Linked DNA regions of Homo sapiens: region 1 is linked to region 2. A link is a loop called in an ENCODE intact Hi-C map of the cell type or tissue named here. Cell type or tissue: mesothelial cell of epicardium. All regions are shown on one strand. Links, peaks and the distances in the headings refer to the core of each region. The heading gives the core; the rest is flanking DNA.

Region 1 (14,942 bases), core at 3,820-11,819, 71 kb before region 2:
CCACTTGCCTCCTGTTTGTCATCGCTGCTATTGCCGCTGTTTTTGTAGACAGTGCTATCCCCAGATTGACTCAGCACAGACCACAGGACGGGAGTTTCCCGTACACCATCCTTGACCCTCCCCTGTACCTGCCAGGCCAGTGTGCCCCTCCTCAGGTGACAGCTGAGGCTCAGAAGGAAATAACTTGCCTGTCTTCACCTGCAGAAGGACCCCACTCGTCTGACTCCAAAGCCTTTCCCAGGAACCCTGAAATGACACTTTGAAAGTACCTGCCTTTTCAAAGGGCCTATCCAGACCACTGGCAGTTCAGCATGGCCTGGGCTTAAAGGCCAGGCCCCTCCCGGGAGGAGTGTGGTCTCCATAAGGAGGACTCACAGGAAAAGGCCAGGGATGGGGAAGAAACTGAGGCTGCTGATGTAATCCTGTTGGGTGCCTGGCTGGGGCCGGAGTGTTGAAGTGTGCCTGGTGACTCAGCAAAGGCAGCTCTGCCCTGCCCTGTGTGCCCCAAGATGAAGTGGGCAGTGACTTAGGCCTGCCCCTCTCCCACCCAAAGCCCTTCTTCTGTCGAGATTTCAGGTATACCTGGCTGATCCCAGCTAGGTGTCAACTGGGCTGGTTCCTTCCAGCCTCTGCTTGGCGTGAAGATTCCATCTTCTCCTGTGTCCCGATGTCTGCACAGGTGGGGTAACTTCTAGAAACTTTCACTAACCCCACATCCTTGCCACAGCCCCTCAAGTTTCTCCACTTTTGTTTTCCAAAATCCCATTTCATTTCCTATGGGAAGAGCCAGGCCTTGGGGAGCTAGTTCTGCAATCTAGCTGTCTTTGTAAATCTGCTCCAAGGCCCTGGGAATGGAGGCTAATGTGCCCCAGGCTGACACTCTACCCTCAAGAGTGGGGCAGGGCTGGCATCCTCAGTCATCCCGGGAGAGTCACTGCCCCCCACCATGCCCTGCTCTGCTCTGTGCTCAGCCCTGGTCCAGGTGCTGAGATCTGGTGGCACACACAGGATGCTCACAAAGCATGTTAGAACAAGACTCAATGCAGTAAGGAGGAAGGGGACAGCCAGGGCCATGGGACATGCTGGGTAGAGGATGTGAACTCCAAGGCCTCACTGAGGGGTGGCTTGGAGACAAAGAAGTCTGTGAGGGAGCTGGCCATGTGGACACCAAGGAACTGGCATTCCCGCTGAGGAAACAGCAAGGACAGAGGCCCAGCCATGGGAGGACCTGGGTGTTTGAGGAGCATGACAGGCCTGGGGCCCAGGAGCAGGCTAGCGGCCAGAGTGGAGCAGGTGGGGCCTGTGGCTCCTGCCAGGGCTCTGTGGACCCCTGGAGGGGTCTGCACAGAAGCGGGATGTGGTTGGAGCAGAGAAGCATGGTGCTGCTGTGGTGAGGAAGGACTGGTGGGAGGCAAGGGGGGCTGGGGAACCTCCTAGGTGATGCACTGGCCAGCTCGGGACCCCGCAGCAAATGCCACCAGCTGACAGAGACTCCTGTCATTCTGTTCTGGAGCCTAAGAGCCAGAGAGCAAGGTGTCAGCTGGGCTGCTTCCTTCCAGGCCTCTCTGCTTGGTGTGGAGATGCCATCTTGTCCCGTATCCTCACATGGCCTTCCCTCTGGGTATCTGTGTCCTCATCTCTTCTTCTCAGAAGGACACCAGTCACCTTGGATAGGGGCCCCGCCCATGTGGTCTTGTTTACTTTAATCCCCTCTTTAAAGCCCCTATCTCCAATGCGCCCGCCGTGTCCATGGAGAGAGGCTGAGGCGGCCGACCTCCGGCCCGAGGCACCGGGGCATCGGGACGGCGAAGATGTCGGCTTCCTTAGTCCGGGCAACTGTCCAGGCTGTGAGCAAGAGGAAGCTGCAGCCCACCCGGGCAGCCCTCACCCTGACACCTTCAGCAGTAAACAAGATAAAACAACTTCTTAAAGATAAGCCTGAGCATGTAGGTGTAAAAGTTGGTGTCCGAACCAGGGGCTGTAATGGCCTTTCTTATACTCTAGAATATACAAAGACAAAAGGAGATTCTGAAGAAGAAGTTATTCAAGATGGAGTCAGAGTGCTCATCGAAAAGAAAGCACAGCTAACACTTTGAGGAACAGAAATGTGCTATGTTGAAGACAAATTATCCAGTGAGTTTGTGTTCAGTAACCCAAACATCAAAGGGACTTGTGGCTGTGGAGAAAGCTTTAATATTTGAAATCTCAGGACTCTTCTGGCCGTAGGTTCCAGGAAAGCTGGTGGAAGCTTTGGGGTTCAATGCAGAAATCATGTGACTGTCACGTGCTGGAAAATAAAGTGATACATCTTGAAAATGAAGCCAGTGTATTGGATTCTAGAAGAAATGATATTTATATTCTCTATAGGGGACAGAAAATGAGAAGCCATCACTCTCTTTGGATCATTTAGGTCTCTTGCATCCTTTATTTTAGAACCAGTTTCATTAAAGTTGCCTTCCTGGGCACTTGTTTATCCATTTCCTCAACTGTGTGCACTCCTTAGATCGCTATTGAATGGCTTGAACATCCCTCAGCATTTCTCCCAACCAGATCGGCGACGCCTAAAATCCAAGACAGGACATCCTGACTGCTGGTAGTAATGTGGCGGTGCATTGTTTTTCCACCCAAACTTAACACAGCCTTTTTATACATTTTTATGAAAAATTTCATTTTCAGCTGCCTCACTGCATACCCTTTAATAATACCAGGCAAAGATTTTCTTCAACTATAGTACAGATTAGTTCTGAGTGATGGTATCAAAAGGTGAGAAAGACGTCATCCACCTTTTTTTTAATCCATTTCTTTTGCCACCCTATATGTCTGTTCAGAGATGGGATCTCAAGCTGACTTTGATTCTTTTAGTTGAGGAGTCTCTTAAAGCCATCTAGCCCACCTCCCTCAATTCCCTATGTGAGGAAGCAAAACCCCAGGGAAGCCAAAGGGCTCCTCTCTACCCTGACTCCACAGGCCGGGGGAGAGTAGGGACTCTACCCCCCTCTCCCCTTCCTTGTAGGTGACACATGTTCTGCCCTCTGAGGCAGTCAGTGAAGGCAAATGGTCTGACTTCTTTATGTGGTCAACATTTTGATAGAATTTCTTTATAATTTGATAGAGATTATATTATTTTTATTTTATTTTGAGTGGGAAGAATTTTAAAACCTTTATATGTGAATTACCATCTTGTTTCTTTCACCTTTGAAACAATGGTTTGTAGCAGAGACGACATTGTAGCAACCCAGATATGCTTTTGGAATGTGGTCCTCACTGTACAGGAGAATGTGGGGATCTTTTGTTAAAATTCCCAGTGTGCATACACTTTCTGGTTCCTTGGTCCAGTTGCTAAAGTTCTTAGTATTTTAGCCTAACATATTTATCACCAACTTTTCCTTAAAAGTGTTCCTTTTGTCACTTAGTTACTGATTTTCCTGGGTTTGACATAATAAGTATTCTATGAGATGATATATATGCTTTTTCTGAAAGCTAATTCTCATGAATTCAAGTAGCTGAGTTCCTTTATGTTTCGTTTATTCACTAAAGTAGCTGGCACAAAACACACCAAAACCTAGAGTGGTAGTTTTATGTAAATGCTCATGAGTTTGTATCAATAATATAATTGTTGATCCACTTATAATTCGTGCAGTACTGTATGTATGTAGAGATTGAGTTGTCAATTAAAAAAAATGTGGCCTCTTTGTGATCACACACAAAAAAAAGCCCCTATCTCCAAATACAGTCACATTCTGAGGTCCTGGGGTGCAGACTTCACCATATGAATGTTTGGAGGGGAATCACAATTCATCCCACTACAGTGACAATGACAGGAATCCCGGGGAGGCATCGTGGGGGCTGGGGCCATCGCGGCAGCAGGGAAGATGGTGAGAAGGGGTCAGATCCCACAGGCAGGCACCGAGGGAGGGTGCAGAGACGGCCTGCCTAGGTGAAGGCGGTAAGGGGTACACATCCCACAGTGAATTTAACACCACCAATGACACTGATGAAAAGTTGATGGCTTCATAACATCACCATGTGCAGACAATAATATATTCATTGATAAAATACTACTCCTGCAAAAACTGTTCTGTTTATCTTATTTCTACCACTGCTGCAGTCACTGTTGAGTTCTAATAACACGTGTGTGAACCTCAAGCTTGTACCTCTGTCACTTTTCCTCTCGTCAGCATTGTGTTCTACATACACATTAATTCAGAGGGCTCCCAGCTGCTCGGGTGGTCCCACATGGGCACCAGCTCTCATCGAAGTTCACGGGTTTCAGAATCACACCAGCCACCATGGGCCAAATCAGGTGTCCAACCCCTTCAAGTAAACGGGACATTTACAATAAACATTAACAGCACAATTATGAAGACAAGGGAAGGCCGGACACGGTGGTTCATGACTATAATCTCAACGCTTTGGGAGGCTGAGGTGGGAATTCAGCCTGGGCAATACAGTAAGACATCATCTCTGCAAAAATAAAAATAAAAATTATCCAGGTATGGTAGCGGAGGCTGAGGTAGAAGAATCACTTGAGCCTAGGAATTTGAGGCTGCAGTGAGCTATGACTGCACCACTGCACTCCAGCCTGGACAACAGAGGAAGACCCTGTCTCAAAAAAAAAAAAAAAACCGAAAACAAAATAAAGACGAGGAAACAGAACATCAGTTACTTCAACTCTGTCAGTCTATGGGACCACTTGGGATGTTTATTTGTGTTTAAAATATGTAAAGTGATAAAACTGTGAACTTCAAGGTATAACATTTTTTGTTTGACAAATATACATATTAGTTCATACATGAAATATTACTGATTTTAAATACTATCTTTAAAAATGAAAATGCCGGGCGCGGTGGCTCACGCCTGTAATCCCAGCACTTTGGGAGGCGGAGGCAGGCGGATCACGAGGTCAAAAGATTGAGACTATCCTGGCCAACATGGTGAAACCCCGTCTCTACTAAAAATACAAAAATTAGCCAGGTGTGGTGGCAGGCACCTGTAGTCCCAGCTACCTGGGAGGCAGAGGCAGGAGAATTGCTTGAACCCGGGAGGCGGAGGTTGCAGTGAGCCAAGATCGCGCCACTGCACTCCAGCCTGGGCAACAAGAGTGAAACTCCATCTCAAAGAAAAAAAAAAAAAGTATTCACTTTTATCATGCCATGATTATACATACAAAGTTCAATTTAAGACACTTTACACTCTGCATTTTTTTTTCTGGACATGATTATAAGTTTTATCTCTTGACTATGACTGATAATAATTCTGCCATACAGAAGAGGGATGTCTTGGTCAGTTTAGGCTGCTGTAACAAAGTACCATAGACTGGATGGCTTAAACAGCAAACACTCCCTCCTTGTGCTCTGGAAGCCAGAAGTCCGAGATGAAGGTGGCAGCGTGGTCGGGGTCCTCACCTGACCTTTCCTTGCTTCATGCAGAAAGAAGAGAGAGAAATCTGGTATCTCTTCTTGTTTTAAAAGGCAGGAATCCCACAGCGGGGCTCCTCCCTCGTGACCTAATCTCACCCAGAGGCCCCACTCCTAATGCCAACAACTTGGGGCTTAGGGTTATTCAACACATGAATTTCGGGAGGATACAAGCCTTCAGTCCATGGCACAGGGGTTGTTAGAAAAAGTTATAACCGGCCGGGAGCGTCGGCTCACACCTGTAATCCCAACACTTTGGGAGGCGGAAGCGGGCAAATCACGAGGTCAGGAGTTCGAGACCAGCCTGGCCAACACGGTGAAACCCTGTCTCTACTAAAAATACAAAAATTAGCTGGGTGTTGTGGTGGGTGCCTGTAATCCCAGCTACTCGGGATGCTGAGGCAGGCGACTCACTTGAATGAGGGAGACGAGGCTGCAGTGAGCCAAGATCTCACCACTGCACTCCAGCCTGGCAACAGAGCAAGACTCCATCTCACAAAAAAGAAAAAGAAAAAGTTATAACCTCTGGGTGTCAAATGTGCTTAGAAGGCCCCTGGGACTCAGGGTATGTTTGAAAGGTGGAACCAGCAGGTGAAAACTGACTACAAGTGTGAGGACGGGGTATGTTGGGGTGCCTGGGCTGGCACCGGCTGTGGGAGGAGCAGACGTGGCTGGGCATGGGCAGGGAGCAGGAGTCAGGTGTTCAGGAATGTTCCATTTGTGATACCTGCTGGACATCCCTGCTGAGCTCTCAAGTGGACAGTCAGGTAACCAGGCCGAGGGCCCAGGGAGAGGTCGAGGCTGAAGGGCAGAACCTGGGAAGCATCGATAATTACGTGGACTGGAATACAAGGAGACTGACTGCCTGGCGGCACCTCAAACAAATAACAAAATCACAGGCACAGCTCTTCAACGCGGCCACAGGCATCGGAGAAGCAGCTCCCCCGGGACTGGGCAGCAGTGGGTCCCTAGCTGGTCTGAGGGCCCAGCAAGGTGAGACTGACGTGAGCCAGCCAAGCAGGGGTGGAGGTGGGAGACACAGGGGGTGTCTTGAGAGCACAGTAAGCAGTGCCGTGTCTGATGTGGGATTTTACCATCAGGCCTCAGGAGAAGATTGAAGAGTTCTAAGTAGGAAAGTGACGTGATCCGATTTGAGTTTTGAAAAGATCACATAAACCCTGCTTTGTGGAGAGGGGATTAGAGAAGCAAAGTAATCTATTCAGGTGAGAAATGACACATGGGGACCAGGGCAATGTCAGCAGAGATGGAAAAAGCTGGTAGAGCCGAGAAACCAGAGGCAGGTGACCCACACAGGAGATGAGTATGGAAGGAGGGGACTGGGCTGAGAAGAAATCCTGGGTGTGGGGTGCCCTGTGCTGAGACAGGGAAGGCAAGGGAAGGGAAGGGCACCATTTAGTTTAGACATAACTCACCCCAAGAGGAAGTGGGGCCCAGTCCCACTCTGCAGGGCTCCTTGCTAGAGGAAATGAAACTCGGTCATTCATTCAACAACGGGGAACTTAGAACTCACTGGCAGTGGGCACTTGGCCAGGTCCTGGGTCCGATCCATAATAGTGAGCAAAACAAAGTCCCTGCACTTAAGGGAGCTTACATCTCATGGGGGACCCAGGCAATAAGTAGGGAGACGTGGACAGATTGGGGGTACATGTGAAAGCAGAACCAGTGGGACTTGCTGATGAGCTGGATGCAGAGAGTGAGGGAATAAGAGGAAGCAGGACAATTTCTAAGATTCATCATTGAGAAACTGGGTGGACAGAGGTGGCTCACACAGACTTGAGAAAGACTGGGAGAGAACAGATTTCAAGGGAAAAATTAGTGATTAAGTTTGGGGCACGTCAAGTTTGAGAGATTTCTTGGACATCCAAGTCATGGGATCAGGTAGTACCTGAGCTCCTTGGAGGGCCTGGCACACACAGGCCACAGTGCTGGAGGTCACGTGATGGATGGGCTGGCCGGGGAGATAAGACGAGGGCCCACAGAGTTCGGGAACCTTGGGAAGATGGAACAAGTCTCACCGAGTCTGAGAAGGAAGGGGTAAGCCACACAGAATGGGGTCACAAAGGCCTTAGGAAGGCTACGTGTGTCGTCACCCAGGGTGATGCTGCTGAGGGAGTGGGGAGTGTGGATTTGACAATGTGAGGGTTCAAGGCCAGGGTCATCGGTAGAATGGCTTGGGAGGAAGGCCATGGAGCAGGATGCAAGACAAAGAAGTGGTGAGGAATTAGAGACCACGCCAAAAGCAGCTCTCGTAATGTGACTTACACAAGGGATGATCATAAAACCAATAGAGAGGCATTTTCATTTTCACAATTCAACTTTCAGTCCATGCCAGATGTTGCTGCTTAGAAAGAGGATACCCAAGAGAGGAGCCCAGTGCAGGGCAGGGATGTTGAGTGTGGCCTCAGGACCCATCTTTCTTCAGGGCTGGGGCTTCTTTTGGGGTCGCCCTTGGCTAAACACCAGCGTGATTGGAAACTTGGAAACCCAGGGCATCTTCACACCCAGTGAGGGCCTGCCAGCCCTGAGTGTGGCTCCACTGCCCCTCCCTGAGCTGGGCTCTGCTCACAGCTCACTGGCTCTCACCCAGCTATTTGTGCATCCATTTGTTTAAAAATTCTTGCTGAATCCAAGGATTCAGGCCTGAATTAGACCTCATTCTTGCCCAGGAGGACAGATAAGGAGGCAAAGAAGAACATGATAAGCTTTGGGGTGGCGGGGGCATGAGGCTGCAGCGACAGGGGAGAGCCTGTGCCAGTCCTGTCTGGAGCAGATGGGCTGGGAGCTCCTCAGGGGGAGGCGACTCAAGTGCCAGCCCTTAACAGCCAAAGGCAGTCATCCCAGTAAAGAGGGCAGTGGATCCCAGGGCTTAGCAGGTGGCAGAGGAGAAATGCCTTGGTTGGGGGCCAAGCTGGCCCTGGGTCTGGATTACGCATTTTTCACTTTTCCATGTGTTTCTCTCAGTAGTCCTGGGAGGTTAAGAGAACCTGAATTATTCACTGTGATTAGCAAATGATTAAACCGAGGCCCAGGGCCGGCCTCACCACCATCTCAGGCAGAGGCACAGGATTGGGAGCCATGCTTACAAGTGCTTACCAGCACTGGGCTCTTTACACACACGGCCTTCTTTGCTCTTCTGGCTTCTTGCAGGAGGTATCTCTGTGGGACAAGGGAGGGAGGTGAGGCCCAGGAGACCACACTGCAGTGATAGGGAGGTCAGGCAGGGTCTGGGAAAGTGTCCCTGCCGCGTACCACCCCCAGCTCAGAAGGGGGCCTGAGGCCTGGGCTTTCTGAGCCCTATTGACCGGGGGAACAGGAGCGAACCCTGGCTCTCTGGAGACGCCTGGAGCCTTGGTGCTGACAAGGCAGGGACTAACCCGGAGCCGCAGCCAGTCAGCAGAACAGCAGCTGTCCATGGCCTGTGGTAAGGGCCCATCTACCTGCCCCTGGAAGTCAACATCATTGAGTCTCTCTCCTTCCTGCTCTGCCAATCCTAGATTATCTAGGACTTGACGTCCCTCAATGGCTCAGTCTCTCCAAGCCCAAGGAGTGACCCAGAAGGGCCCCCTAGGCTGCATCACCACCTTGATAGAGTTGGATAGTTGTCCCTGCCCACATCTCAAGTTGAATTGCAATCCCCACGGTGGAGGTGGGGCCTGGTGGGAGGTGATTGGATCATGGGGATGGATTCTCACGAGTGGTTTAGCACCGTTCCCTTAGTGCTGCCCTCAAGATAATGAGTGAGTTCTCCCACGATCTGGTTGTGTAAAGTGTGAGGCACCTCACACACACCCTCTCACTTGCTCCCACTCTGCTTTGTAACATGGCTGCCCTCCTTTTGCCTCGCACCATGACTGGAAGCTTCCTGAGGCCTCCCCAGAAGCTGACGCTGCCATGCTTCCTGTATGGCCTAGAGCACCATGAGCCAATCTGACTTCTTTTCTTGATAAATTACCCAGTCTCTGGTATTTCTTTATAGCAATGCAAGAACAGCCTAATACACACCTCCTCTGGGTCCAGGAGGTAACACTGTGCCTGGGAGGTGAGCCCCACTTCCCACAGGCCCCAGAGGTCTTGGCGGCAGCAGGGAAGGCAGGTCCTATCTGGAGACCAGGTGAGAACACGCTCCAGGCTCCCCTGAGTCTTTCATGGGCAATAAATGGCCTGAAGAGCCTGGGCCTTCCCTGCTGTGATCCTTTCCACCCCTGCCCGCAGCTCAGGAACTCCAGCTTCACCTGGAGCAGCCTGCAGATCCCGAAAGAGCAAAGAGGAAACACAAAATGTCCCAATGACAGCCACAACACCATTCTCTATAAGGCAACCAACCCACCTGCCACCCTGCCAGCTCCAGCTCCAAATATGCCCCATGCCTGGCAGTGTCTGGAGGAGGAGGCAGCATCAGAGAAGGCTGTTTCCCAGACAGGAGAAACTGCAGCACATTGGCATGTGGTGGGAATGAGCCGATAGCAAGGGGGAAAATGATGATGCAGGAAAGGAGGAAATTGGGGATCCCTGCCCTAAAATTCCTGGCATGCATGCTGAGGTTCAGTCTCCCTCCTGGCACACAGATGAACCAGGCCCAACATACACCATTGCCAAGAGTCCTCTCAGCCAGAGAATTCTTGAAGAGCCCCAGATGCAAGTAAGTGTTCCTTGAGCTGAAGAAACCAGAACTAGAAGATGCAGTAACCTTGGGACCCAGGGCTGTGAGTCATCAAAGCATAAGGCTTACTCGAGTTTGGGAGAGGATATATTTCCTTTCTTTGAAAATATTTCTTGTTGTGTTCTTAATTTTTTAAAAAGTCAGCTCATGGCAGCCACTCAATAAAAATGTAAAACAGACTGAGTACAGTGGCTCATGCCTGTACTTCCAGCACTTTGGGATGCTGAGATGGAAGCATTGCTTGGAGCCAGGAGATCAAGACCAGCCTGGGCAACATAACAAGAACCCATCTTTACAAAAAATGTTTAAAAATTTTCCAGGCATGATGGTGTATGCATGTAGTCCCAGCTACTCGGGAGGCTGAGGCGAGAGGATTGCTTGAGCTTAAAAAATCTATAGAGAGAGACAGAGACAGAGAGATTGAAATCAAGCCCAGATGCCAGATGGCTTTAGGGTGAGTTCTAAAAAGCAGTCAAGGAATAAATAATTTCATTATACAAACTATTCCAATGCGTAGATAGAACGTTAGCTCACTAGAAGTCTAGAGTAACTGTGAGAGCAAAACTAAACAAGGATAATACTATACAAACAGGGAAAATTATGGGCCAATTATACTCATGAACATAGATACCTATATCATAAATAAATTATTAGCAAACCAAGTCCAGTGATGAATAAATACAAAAATATATCATGATCAAGTTGCTCCCAGGAAAGCAAGATTGATTTACTATTAGAAAATATATTGATGCAATTCACCACTGCAATTGTTAAAATTAAAGAAAGGGAATGAAATAATAATTTCCAGCTGGGCACAATGGCTCACACCTGTAATCCCAGTACTTTGGGAGGTCAAGGCGGTTGGATCACTTGAGGTCAGGAGTCTGAGACCAGCCTGGCCAACATGGTGAAACCCCATCTCTACTAAAAATAAAAATATTAGCTGGGTGTGGTGGCAGGTGCCTGTAATCCCAGCTACTGCTTAATAATAATTATTATTATTATTTCCCTATAAATAGACTTTTGAAATTTAATGAAAAGACCTCTTCACGTACTAGGAATAAGAGCAAACTTCTTTAACTCGATAAAGTCTGTGTCTCGAAATCCAGTGAAAAAATCATACTTAGCACTAGCATAACTTATTTGAAGTCAAAGACAAAAGTATCCTCTATAACTACTTCATTTACTATTGTGCTCGAGGTCTTAGCCAGTGCAATGGGAAAAGAAAGTAAAAGGATTAGAAAGAGAAAAACGTATTTTATTATTTGCAGATAATGTGATTTATGCACAAAAAAAAAATCTAAAAGAAAAGAGTCTAGCAAGTTCACTGGATATAAGATGATGATGATGGTGTGTGTGTGTGTGTGCACTCATGCCAGCAACATTACATTTTAAAATGAAAATTTTTGAAAGTACGACTTCCAATAACAATATAAATTATAAGTACTTAGGAATAAAGTTAAGAAATTTGTACAAGACTTGTACACGTTGTTGCCCTGTGCAGCCATGAACTTTGTACACTGCACAACTCCAGGGGGCATCACTAGACTGAGATACACAATTTGCACAAGTGCAGCCATGCCTTTATAGAAAAAGTTCTAAGAAATCATTGAAAAAATTTAAAATAAATGTAAATACATAGGTAGTTTTACCATCCTCTTGAGATTTAGCATCATAAAGATATTGGTTCTTCCAAAATTATGCTATAAATTAAATGCAATTCAAATAAAAATTCAACAGCCTATTTCATGGCACTTGACAAAGTGATGATTTTGAAAAATATCTGAGAAACAAAGGGCCAAGAATACCAGCAAAATTTTTAATAAAAAGAAGTGGATAGGAATATTTATCCCATTAAATATCAGAAGTTATAATAAAGCTATAATCATTAAAGCAGTGTGGTATTGACCCAGGAACCATCAAATAGGAAGGGGGAACAGAATAAAAAGCCCAGAAACATATCCACACATATGTGGAAACAATGTGTGAGCTGGCATTAAAAATAGTGAGGACTGGGCAGCACGGTGGCTCCAGGCTGCAATCCTGAGGTGAAGCAGGAGGATCTCTTGAGGCAGGAGTTCGAGACCTGCCTGAGCAACGTAGCAAGCCCTAATTTATATCTATATAACAATAAAAAATAATTAACAAAATAAAAATAAAATAGTGGAGACAGATGTTTCCATAAAGGAAAATATAAAAGCAGATCTTCATTTTGTACCACATACAAAAATCAGTTCGCACTAAAATAAAAATCTAAACATGAAAAGTAAAACCTTTAGGAAAAAATATGGGTAAGCATCTTTTATGGTCTGGCTACGAAGAAGGATTTCTTGAGGAACACAAAAAGGACAAGTCATAAAGGAAAAGGTTAATGAACTTGACTACAGTAAAATTTGTAAGTTCTTTTTTTGTTTTTTGTTTGTGTTTTGTTTTGTTTTGTTTTGAGACAGGGTCTCACTCTGTTGCCCAGGCTGGAGTGCAGTGACATGATCTCGGCTCACTGCAATCTCCCAGGTTCAAGGGATTCTCCTGCCTCAGCCTCCCAAGTAGCTAGGACTACAGGTGCGTGCCACCAGGCCCAGCTAATTTTTGTATTTTTATTAGAGATGGGGTTTCACATGTTGGCCAGGCTGATCTCCCAACTCCTAACCTCAAGTGATCTGCCTGCCTTGGCCTCCCAAAGTGCTGGGATTACAGGCATGAGCCACCATGCAGAGCCAAAATTTGTAAATTCTATGAATGAAAGATATCAAAAACAAAATAAAAACACAAGCTCATACTGAGAGAAGATATTTGCTGCTTAATAACACACAGTTAGTAGACAACATATATAAAGAATTCCCACAAATCAAAAAGAAAAAGACAAACAACCCAATTTTTTCAATGGGTAAACACTGTGAATGAGCAATTCATAAAAAGAGGAAAACCAAAAGAAGGAGAGCCATAGGAAAAGATGTCCAAGACTCCCCAGTAAAGGCAGGTGTCCCTGGGAGGCCCTGGTGTACCTCAGCCTCACACTAACTTCTCCAGGTATAGGTCACCCCAAGAGCCCTGATGGGAAGCCCAGAGATGAGTGAGCCAGCCCTCCCTTTAGGACCTCACATTCTGAAGGGAGAGAAAGAGGCATGATCACCCATATCCCTGCACAGAACATGCCAAATGGATATTTGCACGAAGGTTTGTGCACCACCGGGGGGAACTGCCAGCTCCACCAAGGCATTTAAGGAAAAGGCCCCTGGAATTGGGGAAATTCTAGCTTTCAAATCCTAAAGCAAATATGACATTTGTGACATAAATTGCTTTCTACTATCTAGTTTTCAAAACCACTGGAAGAGAGAAAATCACCATGGAGTAGCAGAGAGAGGCTTGGACAGAGAGATCAGAGAAATCCTAATTCCCCTACCAGCTGCTCCTAATATGCTCAGGTAATCCTGGTCTATCACCTACTCAAAAGTCCAGCGTAGATATCAAATGGGCATCTCAAACTCAACCACCCAGGACTTCAGCTCCTCAATCTTCCCCCACCCACTTGGCCTGAACCTTGCCTGACTCCACTCCATCCTTCCCATCACTCAGGTCAAAACCTTTAAGGTCATGGTTGACTCATCTGCTCTAATGGATCAGAAAATCTTGAGAGCTCACTATGCAAAATATATCCAGAATCTGGCCACATCCCTCCACTGCTAAGGCCCTGGCATGAGCTACCACCACCTCTCACCTGGATTATTGTAGTAGCCACCCAAGGATTCTACCTGCCCCACCCTTGCCTCCATACACAGCAGTCATGTGACCTTTTTAAAATAAAGTCCTGATTATAATGCTCCTCTGCTCCAACCCTCCCTGGCTCCCATTTTGGAGGAAAAGCCTAAGTCTTCATGGTGACTTCAAAGCCCCCCACAGCATGGCTTCCCTTGCCCCCGCTACAGCTCTTCCTGCAAGCGCTCTGTTCCAACCACGCTGGGCTCCTGGCTCTTCCTGGAGCACTCAGGCATGGCCCATCTTGGGGCTTTTGCAGGGTTGTTCCCTCTGCCTGGAACATTCTTCCCCCAGATAACCCCATGGCTAACTCCCTCGCCTCCTGCAAACCTTTGCTTAACATCACCTTGGCTTGGAGGCTTGCTCTGACTACTTATACAAAATTGCAAGCTGCCTCCAGCCCTTGCCCAACCCAGAATCCCTAATCTCACCTACTCTGCTGGGATTTCTCAAACATGAACTCCTCCTAACATACTATAGAATGCCCATAGTTGATAATGTGTCTCCTCCCTACTAGACCGAAGCTCTACAAGGGCAGGGATTTGTGTTATTCTGCCCAGTGCCTAGGGCAGTAGCTGGCAGGTGGAATACTTACTGAATTGAAAAGCTCTTAACATTGCTGAGTCCCAGCTTGCCCATCTTCCAAAGCTGAAATCTTTAACCTAGCTCAAAGGTGCTTATTGCTGGAAAGATCAAAGGAAAATGCTTTTAAAATATCTAACACTGTGCAAGAAATGGGTAGGGAGAGCTGCAGTTCTTCCTTTCAAACCACCCTTTAATAAAAGGCAAAGATTGCTGACTAAGCCTTCAGGGGTGGGGATAACACAAGTAGGGCCCTGGACAGCTGTAGGTCAAGCTGGAGGCCCCAGGTCACTTGTGTGGATGGCATCACCTACAGGCATTGGCTACATTTTGTTGAACTCTTGCTCTCATAGAGGTAGAAAGTCCCCTTGCTGGTTAAAGATGTGGAGTGGTGTCCTGGCTATTGGTGCTTCCTCTGCTGATTGCAGGGCCTAAGGACACAGCATCCTTGCCAGTGTCATAGGGGCTGAGAAAGGGTGTTGGCAGGTGTTTGCCGTCACTCTACA
Region 2 (14,942 bases), core at 3,865-11,864:
TGCCAGAGGCCTGGGCCTCTGAAGGGAAGGGCTGGGAGCCAGACACACGCGGGGCTTCGGAGTTGCGGTATATCCCCACCAGCACTGGGAAGACAGCGCCACAGCCCCACTAAGCCTGCCCTCTATAGACGGCCTTCCCTGAGATGGCTCAGTTCAGACCGGGAGGGTCAGGCTAGGAGCACGGGGCCCAGGCCCACTCCCGGAGGCTTCTCTCTCCAGCAAGGCCACCACCCACTGCTCCTCCACTCACGCAACTGGGAAGGGCTGGCTGTGCCTTGGGCCCACCGCCCTCCTTTCTTGGTTACAGTCTACTTGCAGAGGCTCCACCATCCAAAAAGATCTCGGGAAAGGCCCCTCCAGCACATGTGGTTCATGCCGTGGAGTGAATTCGAATCCCCATGGTAACTGCGAGAACAAGCAGTGCTCAGTGTGCACTCTACCCCAAGACAGCCCCTGAGGCCGTACTGTTACCACGCCCGCTTTACAGGTGAAGAAACTGAGGCTCAGTGAGCCAGTCACCACCCACAGTCAGAGGGCATCAGCCAGACAGGACTCAGATCCAGCTCGGGCCCCTCTCCCAGGAAGATTCGTGTTCATCACTGACAGAGGACTCCGTCCTTTGGTAAATCCCAGGCCCATGCTTGTGTGTGCCGGGGTGGGCACCCTGACTTAGTCCCTTGCTGCATCCCTCAACTGTTCAGCCCAGGCAACGTCCCTGACCCCTCAGGGGTTTTACAGGTCCTCTGCCATCTGCGTGTACCTGTAATGACCAGGGGGAAACAGCTCTTGAGGACAGAGACAACATGCCAGCACACAGCTCCTAAGGAGCCTGGGTCTCATTGACCTACACAGCAGCCAGGCCCATGAATACCCACCCACGTGGCCAGGGAAGGTTGGGGGTGCCTCCCTAAGGGGCCAACTGGGCTACTGCCAAGCAGCTGTCTGAGGTTGCCAAGGGGCACCCTGACCCGGGAAGTCACTGTCTGGGTCTGGTTCTCACATCATCCTGGGTGGCTTCCAACTCTTCTCATGGCTGGGGCCCCCTCCAGACCAGGAGCTTCTCACAGGCAGGGACAGAGCCTGATTCACCTGGGGCCTGAGCCTCCCACCTGCACTCCCTGCAGGGGTGGAACCAGCTCTCTGATTCCAAGGCCCAGCCTCTCTCTTCCCACCTCATGAAGGCTCAAAAGGACTGACAGCCCCCTTCCACTAAGGCCCTCGGCCCAGACCCCTCTCCTGTTGCTCAGGGTTAGTGAGCAGAAATGGCCATGGCTTTGCTCTCAGACATTCTAGCCACTCAGCAGCACCCCTCACCCTTGCCACTGGCCAGGCACTGTTCTGGGCATGGAAGAGACTGGGGGAACAAAGCAAATCGAAACCCCAGCCCTGGCGATGCTCACATTCTGGCGAGGGAAAGAAAAGACACCCATCTCCGTGGGACATCACTGAGCACTGTGGCGAGAGGATACGGCAGGGCAGGGGGCAGTGCTGGGGTGACAGGGAGGAGGCAGCACGTGCCAAGGCCCTGTGGCGCAGCCTGCCTGAAGTGTCCAGGTAAACGAAGAGCACCTGGGCTGAGCTCCTGGGGCCCTGGTGGGGGCCTAATACCTGCCAGGTCCTTCATAGCCACCATATCCCTGGAGCCCCACAGCCATCTGACAAGAGTTAGCCCTGTTTTGCTGTTCAGGAAACTGAGGCCCAGAGATCTTCGATGGCTTTCTAAAGGTCACCCACAGTGTATGATTTGATCCTAGTCTGCGTGGCTCCAAAGCCTGTGTGTGTCCACCTGCCCCCACCGAAACGCTGTGGGTCCCGCCCCCCACCTGCCCCCACCATAATGCTGTGGGTCCCGCCCACCACCTGCCCCCACTGTAACGCTGTGGGTCCCGCCCCCCACCTGCCCCCACCATAATGCTGTGGGTCCCGCCCCCCACCTGCCCCCACTGTAACGCTGTGGGTCCCACCACCCACCTGCCCCCACCATAGCTCTGTGGGTCCCACTTCCCCACCTGCCCCCACCATAATGCTGTGGGTCCCGCCCCCCACCTGCCCCCACTGTAACGCAGTGGGTCCTGCCCCCCCACCTACCCCAACCATAATGCTGTGGGTCCCGCCCCCCAACACCTGCCCCCACCATAATACTGTGGGTCCTGCTCCCCACCTGTTCCCGCCATACCACTGTGAGTCCCGCCCCCCTTCCTGCCCCCATTGTAACGCTGTGGGGTCCTGCCCCACACCTGCCCCCACCATAATACTGTGGGTCCTGCTTCCCACCTGCTCCTGCCATAAAGCTATGGGGCTGGCTCCCCAGCACCTTGCCCAGGCCCAGGTGTCGATGTTCCTCCCAAGGAATGATTGGGTGGATGAATGAACACTGAGATGTACCTGGGTGTGGTGGCCTCCTGAGCCCTGCTGACAGGGGAGATGGTCTGCCTGGACAGGGGACTGGCCAGGGCTGTCTTCAGAGCAGGCGGCACCACCCACGGGGGCCATGGCTGGGAATGTGTCCACTGCTGCTGGGCAGCCCCAGCCAAGCCCAAGGGAGGCAGAACAGTGGCCTCCGGTCAGTGTCCCTTTGCCCAGCTCCAGACCCAGGGCAGGCATTGTGGGTGATCAGCAGGGGCCATACCCCACCCAAAGTTGCCTCCCCACACCTGGACTGACGGCCCCTGGAGGGTGGTAGCAGAGAAAGACACTGGGACCCCCGGGTGCTCCTGTCCCTCTCTCCAGCCTCCCCATCTCCTGCCTTCACCCTGAGAGTCCCAGCCACACTGGGCTCCCACTGATTTCCTGCAGGGAGCCACCTGGCCAGGGGCCGGGCATGGTGTCTCTCCACCTAGAAGGTTCTACATGGCCACTCCTGAGACTCATCTCAGACACTGGCTTCCCCAGGCGGCCTCCCCGACCCCAGGGCTCTGTCAGACCCCTCTGGGCTTCCCCTTTCAACATCCGGCCCACGATGGGGTGGCTGCTTGTCGGGGCTGCAAGGCTCACTGCAGATCTTGCCCCGGGAACAATCCCAGACAGCTCATCCTGCCGCCCTCTGTCTCCAGAAAGCATCTGGGGATGGAACCGAGCCGCCTCTGCTCGTCTCCGGCAACATGTTGGTTTTTTCTGAGAGTGCTGCAAATCCATTTCCCTGACAGTGATGGGAATGGGTATTGTCAGTGGTGGGAGAGCACATTATGAATGATTCCACTTGAGTCCATTTTTAAAAGGAGGAAATCAATATGTGCTTCCCGGCAGCGTCCGCTCCCCTCCCTTGACCTCTCTGCTCAGCCACCAGCTGCTCCCTGCCACCACCCTCTCTCCTCCTTCCTTCCCAGAAGGGGACAGCCCTTTCTGGGAACTGCCACCAAAGCCTCAGGGAAATTGAGCTTCTCTTCCGGGGAAACTGCTGGGTGCTGGCTGAGGCACCCATGCCGGCCCGAGGGTGGAAGCAGCAGATCTCCAAGAGGTTCTGTGCTGGAGGAACTCCCAGGACTCTACATGCATGAGCCTTGCCTGCCTTGCGTTGGCCCTAACCAGCATTCACACACGTTGTCTGCAAAACTCATGGGAACACCAAGATGGCAGGCCTAGGATCTGCCCTAGGATCCAACTGAGGGGCAAGGAAACAACCTCAGAGGTGAGGCAACACCCACAGACACACAGCTAAAAGGTGGCAAAATCTGGATGCTGAGCCAGGGCTGCAGCTGACAGCTCCAGGAACCAGTCCTAGGGCCACACCACCCACATTCAAATCCAGTTCCATCACCTACCAGCTGTGTGACCCTGGACAAGTCAATGTTTGCAAACCTCCATGCACTCACCTTTAGAACAAGACAAGGCTGGCCAGGCGTGGTAGCTCACCACTGTAATCCCTGAACACTTTGGGAGGCTGAGGAGGGTGGATCACTTGAGGTCAGGAGTTCGAGACCAGCCTGGCCAACATGGTGAAACCCCATCTCTACTAAAAATACAAAAATTAGCCGGGTGTGCTGGCACATGCCAGTAATCCCAGCTACTCGGGAGGCTGAGGCAGGAGAATCACCTGAACCTCGGAGGTGGAGGTTGCAGTGAGCCGAGATCACACCACTGCACTCCAGCCCAAGCTCAGAATGGGACTCCATCTCAAAAAAAAAAAAAAAAAAGAACGAGACAAGGCTAATATAACCTACATGCAGCAATGTGAGCCCGCCCAGAAAGGACCTAGCCAGCACCAGCCCCTGTTTCTTCCCCTGGCTGGTCTCCCAGGGAACTCAGTGTGCTCTTCAGAGAAGGCTGCAAACTTTGTTCAAAGGCTTCCAGGGGCCGACTCAGCTACGCCCCTGCCAGGAAGCCTGCAGCCTCAATGATAGCAGCAGGATGGTCTTCTTGGCCTCAGGCTAAGGTTGAAAATGAGTGTTTAATAAAAATTCTCTATATTAACTCTCCCTCACCCCAAAGTTGGGCCATTGTTTTTCTGTTCTGCTTTAGAAGCATTTCCACAAATCCAGTCTCTGGAAGCAATGTGACTCAACAAAGAAGATACCAACAAGACAAGCAATCGCCTCCCAGCTGTGGCACCAACCAACTGGCTCTGTGACCTAAGACTCCATCCTTCCCGCTCTGGGCCTCAATTTCCCCTTCTGTAAAGGGTTGCACCACATGAATCACCAGGGCTCCTCTAGCCAGGAGCAGCTCCTTCGTTCTGAACAAGAGGCATTTTCCACAGGGCCTGTGTCAGTCGGTATCAGCTTTCCTGCCCTGAGACAGTCAACAACCTCACTATAGTGACTTAATCAGAGATACAGTCTGTGCCATACCATCCTGAACATGCCTGATCTCGTGTGATCTCAGAAGCTAAACAGGGTTGTGCCTGATTAGTATTTGGATGGGAGACCACCCGGGAATACTGGGTGCTGTAGGCTTTTGTAAAAAATAAAAATAGAAAAGAAATCAGAGATGCAGCATTGATCACACTGAATCCCACGAGAAGGGTAGGGCTCCCCTACATGTTCCCTCATGCCAAGGCTAGAGTTTGGGGTCTCCCCTCTGGAATTTGGCTGATTAGTAGAAGAGGCAGAAAGAATTTTGAGAGGCCTCACATTAGAAATTAAGTGCCCAGCCTGGAGGCCACTCTCGACTCATCACTTCGTTACCATCGAAGCCAGAACCAGTTACTCTGCCCCAGCCAACCACAGGGAAACCAGGATGGGTCCCCTTCCACATCCCCAAAAGTGGAGACCTGGGAATATCATCAGCAAACAGCCCAGTGACCACCACCCACGCCTGGCCATATCAGCCACCCTCAAACTTCCCACAGCGGGGGCTTGGTGGGGGGCTGCCTGGTGGTGAGAGAGGAGGGGAGCAGGTGGGTGCCACCTGGCCCTTGCACCACCTCCCTCTGAGCCCTGGCAGAGAAGAGGGGGAGGCCCAGGCCAGATGGGCTCTCTTTGAGAGCTCTGCAGGCCTGAGGGACTGGGAGCAGATGGTGCCACTGCCAGGCAGAGGGGCCAGACTGCTGCACAAACCCAGCGCTCATCTGAGGACACAGAGTGATTCCTGCATCCGAGTGTCCTCACGAGAGCACCATGCACAGGGCAGCTTCTTGGGAAGACAGAGCAGGAAAGGGATTGTGCTAGGGAGCTTTGGGCCTCCTGGAAATGCAGTCATGTGGTGAGGGAAGGGCCAGAGGAGGGGAGGCAAGGAAGAGAATTGGGGAGTCACTGACGGTCATGCAGCTTCATGCTCACACCAGGGCCTGCCTGCCAGGAAAACTCCCCAGTGCCCCAGGAACAGCCCAGCGAGGTCCTAACTGCAGAAGCAGGGGGCTGCACAGACACAGGAGGGTAGACTCTGGGGAGTTAGGCTGGTCACCCTAGGGCCACACTGACTGCATCATTCAGCAATGCCAGCCTCAGCCAAAAGCAAATGTCTGCCCAAGGCTCCCAGACAGTGTTCAGTTATTCCTCACTCATCTCATGAACTAGGGTCAGGCACCAGCAGCATCGAAACCTGCCCCAAGATGGCCACTGGATGAGGCGTTGGAAGCCCACCCTGCACCCGCTACTTTCTGCCATCCTGTGTTCCCCTGAACTCTCCAGCACCAGACCTCAGATGAAGCCCCATGCAGAGCTGCTGCACGCCAGGCCGGCGGGACCTCACGCCCCCCCCGGCAGCATCCGCAGGAGCGTCAGAGGCATGTGAACCAGAGCAACTCCATCTTGAATAGGGGCTGGGTAAAATAAGGCTGAGATCTACTGGGCTGCATTCCCAGATGGTTAGGCATTCTAAGTCACAGGATGAGATAGGAGGTCAGCACAAAATACAGGTCATAAAGACCTTGCTGATAAAACAGGCTGCAGTACAGAAGCCGGCCAAAACCCTCCAAAAGCAAGATGGTGAAGAGAGTGACCTCTGGTCATCCTCACTGCCACACTCCCATCAGCGCAATGACAGTTTACAAATGCCATGGCAACGCCAGGAAGTTACCCTGAATGGTTTCAAAAGGGGAGGCATGAATAATCCACCCCGTGTTTAGCATATCATCAAGAAATATCCACAAAAATGGGCAACCAGCAGCCCTCAGGGCTGCCCTGCCTATGAAGTAGCCATTCTTTATTCCTTTACTTACTTAATAAACTTGCTTTCACTTCACCCCAAATTCCTTCTTGTGCAAGATTCAAGAACCCTCTCTTGGGGTCTGGATCGGGACCCCTTTCCGGTAACAGGAGGGTGCCAGCTAAGTCAGCAGGTTACTACTCCGACTACACATGAGAGGCCGCAGGGGCCACAAGAATCTTGACTTGCTCTTGCTGGCAAATCACCCAGTAGGCACTAGACCCAGCCAGGCCACCTCAGCAGAGAAGGGAAGGCCCCGGGCCGGCAGCTACTGCACTTTTTCCTGCACTGCTTCTATCAGGGAACCAGAGCAGGGGTGTGGGGAGCGCCGGCCCGACTCCACTCCGGAAATGGAGAAAGTCCTCTGAAAAAAGATCCTCCTCCTGACTTGGGTTTGCCCCCAAGGAGGCTCTAACTCCTGAGCCTCTTCCTCTGCACCCCCAGGGCCCACCTACTCCACTAAGATAACTTCTGCTTTTTACAAAGCAAAATTCCAAGAATAGGGCATGCTTTTGTAGCCTGCTTTTTTGTGTTAATTCATAGGTTTAGTAAACCTTTCCCTGGCTGCCTCACCTTCATTCTAATCAGCTGCCCACATTACACAGTGATTCCCAAGGGCAAAAAGAAAAGAAAAAAGTAAATAATGCAAAAACTCACTGTAAGGAAAGGAAAAATGTAAATAACTCATAAACTCACTGTTCCCACATTGGTCTAGTACTTCCTCCAGCCTTTTTTCTCTGCCTAACTTCTATTTGTTTACAAAGCAAAATTTGCAAGAAGTGGGGGGCGGGGCACGGGCCATTTTGTAGCCTGCTCTTTGTACTTAAGCTTCTAGGACGAGCATTTTATCACGTGGATTCATATGTTTAGTAAACCTTTGAATGGCTGAGGGGCATTCATTCCAATCACTCCATAATTTAGACAGCCACTCCCCTAAAGAGGACCTTAAGTAGTTGCCAATTTGGGGCCACATAACTAAAGCCTCAGGGCCTCTCTGGGAAGGAACCATGGTTTGCAGATTCAAGGGCACCCCAGGGCAGATTCTCACCCGGGGCCTTCCCCTCAAAGCCCCTGCTCACCTTGGCCTGCGCCTTTTCTGGAGGAGACCCAGGAATCCCCCCTCCAGTTCCTTCTTGCTCCCTGGAGCAAACTGCCCTCAGGAGGTGCTTTCCCCCACCCCCAGCCTCAGCCTCAGCTCCCACTCTGCGCCCCTGGGCAGTTGGGGGGCTCTTGCTCTCTGTGTGAGAAGGTCACCTTGTCCATGAAATGGACTGCTAATGAGTTGGTTACTGGGTAGGGGAGAACCGAGATAAGGACTGGGGAGCAGGAAGGGGAACGCCCAAGAGAGGGCTCAAGGCAAAATCTAGCAGCTCCCTGCCCAGGCCTCAGCCAGGCTGCGTTCACACACCCCTCGTCAGTGCCCACCAGCAGCACCCAGCTACAGAAGGCCCCTCCAGACTGTGAACCCCAAGCACAGAGGAGCAGGGAATGTCAGGGAAATTCAAGAGACAGAAAAACAGCAAAGACCACAGACAGCAGGAAGAGCACTAGGAAGATAATGAGAGGGGCTGAGGGCCTGGCTGGAGGGGCCCCCGGTGCCACCCTGTGATGGCTGAACTGACCAAGGGGTCAGTGGCGTCCCCTGGACGGCTCCCTGGGACTCACCAGGCTTCCGACTGGGATGGAGTTGCCACCACTGCAGGCCTGGGTGGCCCTGCCTATGGGGAGAGGCGCAGGTGGCCTTTCCTGAACCACACCCCAGGGCTCAGGGCAGCGAGACAGGAGCTGCTTGGAGAGAGGTCAACGCGTGGCCCAGCACGTGGTCCAGCCCTGGGAGGTGGTGCTCCTCGGTGGCCTCTGCCCGTCTCCGCACCTCTGAAGGCTGCTCCCACTCCTGCCGCCTCTGCCTTTGGCACCACAGCCTCTGTTCCCAGCTCTCCAGGCTCCACTTCCTGGAACCTGCCTGGCCCAGCCAGGGGCAGCCCCAACAGCAGCAGCCTAGGCAGTGGACACACTCAGAAGGGGACAGATGAGCGACGCAGTCATGACGGGTGTACCAGGCTGAGGCCATGGGCCCCGAGGACCAGCACCAAGGGCTGGGAACTCGCACAGCTGCCCGCCAAGGGGCTGCCCAGCCGGACGGGCTGTGCTCAAGGGTAGGCAGGCAGGGCAGGGACAGGCAGGACACAGGGCCCAGCAGGCCCCATGACCGTGCACTAGCTCCACACAGCTGAACAAGCTCCTGAGGCTGTGGCCATGTGGGCATCTCTGGAGCTGGCCAGAGCCCAAGGGGAGGGGAAAGGCAAAGGAAGCAGGTGCCGGATGAGAACTGGTGGGACCCACGTGCCAGCATCTGATGGGCTCCCCTGGGGCCCATGAGTACCGGGCAAGGAAGGCTGGGGTGGAGGGGGGGGCACATCCAAGGGATCCTGAGGAGCAGTAAAGTCCCAGTGGTCACCAGGCTGCTGGGAGGGCTGCCGGCCACTGTGGGGTCTGCTTCAGCTGCAGAGCTGCCAGCCAAGGCCGCCTCCCCAGGCAGCCCACACCCAAGGGCCTTCTTCACCCACCAGGGGAAGCCTCTGTGGGCCACTTTGCCCACTGCTCCCTGGCCATCAGCCAAGGCTAAAATAGTTCTGCTTGGCATCCCAACTTACCCCTCCCCGCCCCTGCTCAATGCCAAGATAATTCCCTAAAGTCGTCCTGCCCAGTACACCCTCTCAGAATCTGCTTCCTGGAGCCGCTGTGTGACCATCACCATCAAGTCCCAGGAATGCAGCAGGGCTGCTGCCCAGCCTCCCCTCTCCCCTTCTGACCTCAGCTGCCCTCTTCCTCCACCAGGACTTCCGCAGCTCCCCAAGGATTCTGTGCCCATGGCCATCTGGGTGGGGCCCGCTCCTTGCTCACTGGGGCCGTCCTCCTATGCCCTGCCTCCCTGAAGCCTCTGCTTGCTGCGCTGCACTGTCTTGAGGCCGACCAGGAGTCTCCTCTGCACAGTGCCTCTGAGTTTGCTCCCTTGATCCAGGGCAGGACCACTGTGGCTTGGAACAAGGCTTGCAGGGAGCCACTGACAGTTGCTAGGGGCTTCGATTTTGAATTCATGGGGCTACTCCAGCTTGGGGATTTCTCACTGGTGAGACTCAGAAGTGGGGCAACCAAGGACCCAGCTGGAGTGTCATTCCTGGTTGTCCCCATGGTGGGACCCCCACCTCATAGGAATGAAGCCACAAAGCACAAAAATGCCACAAAAGAAGGGAAGGGTCACTGGACAGAGTGGAGGTGGCCCCAAACCACCTTCCTGGGGGAGGTGCAGGGTCCAGCCTGGGACAAGCGTGCACAGCCTACCTTGCTGTGACATGGGGAAAGCCGTGGTGGGGGGCAGCAGGTGACCACGCAGGAGCACCCAGGCATTCGGCCAGGCAAGCTCATGGCTGCCCCCACACATGCAGCTGTGATCAGCATGAACGTGCCAAGTGTCCTGGTCACCTCGGGCTGCCAGAACAAAGTGCCACACACCAGGTGGCTTCAACACCCCAGCTTTGCTGTCTCACAGCTGTAGAGGCCAGGAGTCCAAAATCAAGGTGCCCTCTGAGGGCTGTGAGGGAAGGCTCTGTCCCCGGCCTCTCCCTGTGTCTTGCAGATGTCCTGTGTCTTCGCGTCACCTCCCTGTGTGTGTCCTCATCTCCTCTTGTAAAGACTCCAGTGGTTGGATTAGGCCTCATTTTACCTTGACCACCTGTGTAAGGACCCTAGGTCCAAATAAGGTCACTTTCTGAGTTCCTGGGGTGAGGACTTTAGTAAAGGAGTTTCGGGGGACAAGCACAAGTCAGCCCACACCACCAAGTGCTGGCTGACACGTGTGCCTCACCACATCAAGGAAGGCGTGGCCGAGAAGCTGGAAAGCCTGCTGGGGGCTCCTGCTCAACCTCAGGGTTACTGGCCGCCAGCTCCACACAGCTACCCGGGAGGCAGCAGCGGAGGAGAGAGAGGCCTGGAACCCACAGGCCCTGCAGCCCTCCTGTCAGTCATCAGCTCACTCCCTGCCTGCTTTAGGCTCTAAAATAATACATTGATTTTTGAGCCAAGGCTAACTTTAGTTACCAGTGATGCTGCTAACAGGGGAAAAATAAGTCATCGTCATTAGAATTGAATCTGAATGAATGAGCTAGCCTGTGTCTCACTGGGATTCGGGCTGCTGCTTTTTTTTTATTGTCACAGTTTGCTGACATGGTTCTTTCTAATTTGAAGCAGCCTGAAAGAAACCCTTTACCAAACATGACACATTACCATTTGGGAAATATTAAAGGAATTGATCATTCTGCTTATCTGCTGCTATTTTACAAACCATCCCAAGATGTAGTGGCTTAAAACACACCATACGATCAGATCTCACTGTCCAGGGGCTCAGAGTTGGAGCAGGACTCATCTGGGCGATTCTTCTGCTTGGTGTGACGTGACGTTGGGCGATGGAGGTCGTTCTGTGGCGCTCAGCCTGCAGCACAGCTGGCCTGGAGGTCCAGAACGTGCCTACTCTCATACCCGGCACATGGGTGGGGATGGCGGGCCCCCATCCCTCTTCTGTTGATCTTGGGCCTCTCCACAGGGCAGTCGAGCTTCTGACACAGTGGCTCAGGGCCCCAGGAACCAGTGGTCCAGACAGAAGTGCTGGGAGCCCAGGCCCGAGCCTGACCCCAGAGACGGGGAAGGGCTCAGGCCCCTTCGTTGTGGGCAGAGCGTTTTGGAGAGGAACAGAGGGAATCACAGTGGACAGGCAGCTGTCCTGCCCCCTGAGGTTTGGAGCCAAGGTGCTCAGCTTGCAAAGCACCCCAGACTCTGAGGAGATTTGGCACAATGCTCACTCACACACACAGGCACACATGCATGCACTCCATCATACATACACCCACTCATGCTCACACCTCACACTCCAACTTGCCCCGTGCACGGGCTCTCTCTCATATGCAGGTGTCCACACTCACACCTACACCTCATGTCCACATTCACACCTACACCTCATGCCCACACTCATACACACACGATCACATTCACACACTCACACACCCACTTGTGCAACACGAAGTGGCAGACCCCTGTAGGACAGTCACGGAACCGTGTGGAGAGCAGCCGTGTCCTCGGGAGTGGTTAGCGGACGGCCTCTGCGGACCAGGCTGCGCTCCACACTGGGGGGTGGCACGGGGTGGCGGGGGACGGAGATGGGCACCAGGAGGTGGGTGCCAGGAGATGGGTACCAGGAGACGAGCACCAGGAGGCAGTGCCAGTCCAGGTGCCCACAGCCCCTGCTCTTCAGGATTTTGCTTCACAATGTACGGACATGAAGCCACCAGCACCAGATGCACACACTGACACCCGCAGGACATCCATCCAGCAAAGGGTCTTGTTTAACCCTATAGTGGGTTTTTTGTTTGTTAATTACTTATCAACATTTGAAACTCAGTAAATACCATATAAAATGAGGGGGGTTTCTGACTTCTCTTGAAAAACTTGAAGACCAGAAGGCCGGGCGCAGTGGCTCACACCTGTAATCCTAGCACTTTAGGAGGCCAAGGCGGGCAGATCACCTGAGGTCAGGAGTTTGAGACCAGCCTGACCAACATGGAGAAACCCCATCTCTACTAAAAAAAAATTAGCCAGGTATGGTGGCACCTGCCTGTAATCCCAGCTCCTCGGGAGGTTCAGGCTGAGAATCACTTGAACCCGGGAGGCAGAGGTTGCGGTGAGCCAAGATCGCGCCATTGCACTCCAGCCTGGGCAACAAAGCGAAACTCTATCTCAGAAAAAAAAAGAAAAAAGAAAGAAAAACTAAAAGACCTAGGAACTCATGTGATGCCGGCCTGCCCAGCCACCCACAGCAGCCAGCCCCAGCCCCTGGCTGCCTTTCCAGCCCACCAGTGCCTGCAGCAGATGACCTCCATGTCATACAACATCAGCTCTTGGAAGTCATCTGCCTCAACCCTCATTTCCTGCCACACGGACCACTGAGCTCAGAGCTCCTCAGGCGGGGCCGGGGACGCCTGCCCAGCACCACTCCCGTCCTCCACTCTCCCCTCCTCCAGGCCTCGCCTGGCTTCAGGCCCCTGGTAGATGCCCTATAAAGCCCCAGGGACTTGACCGAGGGGACAAAAACCCAGGTTCTCCAGACTCCAAGAACTGGCTCAGCTGGTGGACGCAGGTCTGCCTGGGGCCAGGCTGATGCCAGGCTCTCCATTTCCTATGGGTCCTGGGGGGCTGCGTCTTGCTCTGCCGATAGGGCCCCAACTCCTGGCGCTCTTGCCTCCCACCCTCACCCCTCCACACCCCTCCCTGGTGCAACACACCACTCACACAGCTCTCACCTATGGCCAGTGTTCAGTTCAACCAGGAGGACCCAGGCCCCACCTTCCACATGAATAAAGGAACTTCCAGACTCCTGGTCAGAGCCAACGGGATGGAGCGATGATGCCTACCCTCGGCGTTGTAGTGAGGACAAAAGGCAACAACATGCCACGATCTGACACCTGGTAGGTGCTTAGGAGATGAGAGCTACTGGTATCACCATCATCAAAGAAAACCTCACATCCTCTCCTCACTAAATCTGGCCGACAATGTACGGTGGAAGATATTCGTTAGTTCCACCATATGTCCTAATTGGAACCATAGCCTGAACCAGCACCACTTGCCAGAAGCCAAAAAAAAAATTGTTTTTCCTTGACTCGCTGCAGACTGGCACAGTTACCAGGCACATGTCTTCCCTGTGACTCCAGGATTTCTCCCCAGTTGCTCACACTGGTCTTCATCTCAGCAATCAGCCCACATCCCAGGACTCATGGGGATGCCCTTGAAACCCAGCAGCAATGAGGCACTAGCAGTGATACTGCAGATGCTGCACCCCCAATACTTCACTGAACAAGTATTTGGGGTGCAGCTGCCATGTATGTGAGTGCTGGGCAGGTGAGGAGCCAGCCCCGGGCAGCTCCGTGCAAAGGGGAGGGCCGGCGCCCAAGTGCATGCAGACAGCTCCACCTCAGAGGACCAGCGTGACAGACCGCAGGGGCTCCTGCAGTGGGGAGCTGCCAGGATGGCCCAGAAATGGCACCATCTGCCAGTCATGCGTGAAGGACGCCATGCTGGGGGCAGTGCCCTGCCTCCACCACCTCGGAACTGGGAGCCAGTTGCTCCATATGTCAGTAAAAAGAGGGCCATGTATGCCTGAATGCTGAAGAAGCAGACCAGCAATAATCGAGTCATTTATATACAGCACAATGCTTTGCATGAGTGCCGCTGACACTGAGCAGAGTGCCCAGGACATTGCTTCAGACCTTCCCTGCCTTGCTCGCCTCTTGCTCCACTCTGTGTGTGGTCTCTAACCAACTTCACACAGATGAGAATGAAGTGCCTGGCCCCTGCCCTCACCCCCGCCTCTCCCTGCCACTGAGCCTCTCTGTTAACATCCCTGGGGACCCCCAGGCATCTGCACACGTGTGCAGCCCAGAGAAGCAGTGGGTTAACACCCTACAGGACAGACCTTTACCTAGGGGCACACGGGACCAGTGGGCAAATGCCTCCTCTCTTCTCTCCTTCTCCCTGCCCCGAGGCCTGGATGGAGTTTCTCAGGGGCTGCAGCTTAGTGGGTCACCCTCCTGTGGGCTCTTGCTCCAACCTGGCTCACTCCCTGCCCCGCACTCCTGCTCCCTGGACTTGCACCCACTGAGGACACCATCCTTGGCACAGAGACACCACGCAGCATCACCCATCCAGGACATCCTCACTGGGAAGGTCTTCAAGGTCACCTTGCTCAACCCCAGACCTCTCTTTTCATTTTATGGATGAAGAAATATGGCTGTAGGGGTGAAAAAATATATTTTCTTCACCCACTGATAGGTTCGTGGCTAAGGCCCCTGCAATAAAAGACACATCAGCAAGAGAAAAGCACACATGTGTTTTTAATGTAAGTTTTACCTGACACAGGAGCCTTCATAAGGAAAGGCAGACTCAAGCAGGGAAGCCTGTGTACTTTTTGCTAGGTCTGATGAAGTGGGTGGTCATGGAGAAGTGTAATCTATGGCAATAACCTCAGGGAGGTCAGCAAGGCCGGTCTGTTTAGTTTCTTCTCTGTCAACCTGTGTCTTCAGAGATAGGGACGTTCCTTTCCTCTAGGTATAAAGAGGATACGTCTCCAGTGAGGGGCTTGTGACCTACCTCAGGGGAAGGTCAGAACATCCTAGATTTTATGACCTGCTTTAGGGGAGAAAGGTGTCGAGGGGGTCAGAGAGACCTTCCTGCTTCTGCTGCTTCCTCAAATGCCAAGATTTCACACTTCAGGGTAGCATATCCTGAACCCCATCAAGACCCAGAGTTGAAAA

Evidence for each region. Peaks named below come from ENCODE experiments on the same cell type or tissue, not always from the same donor. Only the 100,000 strongest peaks of a DNase experiment are listed, where the experiment ranks them.
Region 1: a loop joins it to region 2, with 20 times the contacts of the local background. A loop is called at or near these places in 1 of 110 quality-filtered maps.

What each region holds. Positions count from the first base shown.
Region 1 is chr2:128,506,047-128,520,988 of GRCh38, reverse strand. The region is part of intron 1 of LOC105373611 (a long non-coding RNA gene); the gene reads right to left. It also overlaps the pseudogene ISCA1P6. Among named protein-coding and RNA genes, the nearest start is that of HS6ST1, 190 kb to the right of the region's middle. In mesothelial cell of epicardium, for the core only: no CTCF peak of the experiment used is centred there; no DNase peak of the experiment used is centred there.
Region 2 is chr2:128,435,031-128,449,972 of GRCh38, reverse strand. All of the region lies in intron 1 of LOC105373611 (a long non-coding RNA gene), which reads right to left. It also overlaps the pseudogene RNA5SP103. Among named protein-coding and RNA genes, the nearest start is that of HS6ST1, 120 kb to the right of the region's middle. RefSeq lists enhancers at 575-1,566, 3,204-3,498, 10,696-11,196, 11,197-11,697. In mesothelial cell of epicardium, for the core only: no CTCF peak of the experiment used is centred there; DNase peaks (open chromatin) are centred at 6,872, 7,832, 8,642, 8,822 and 9 weaker places.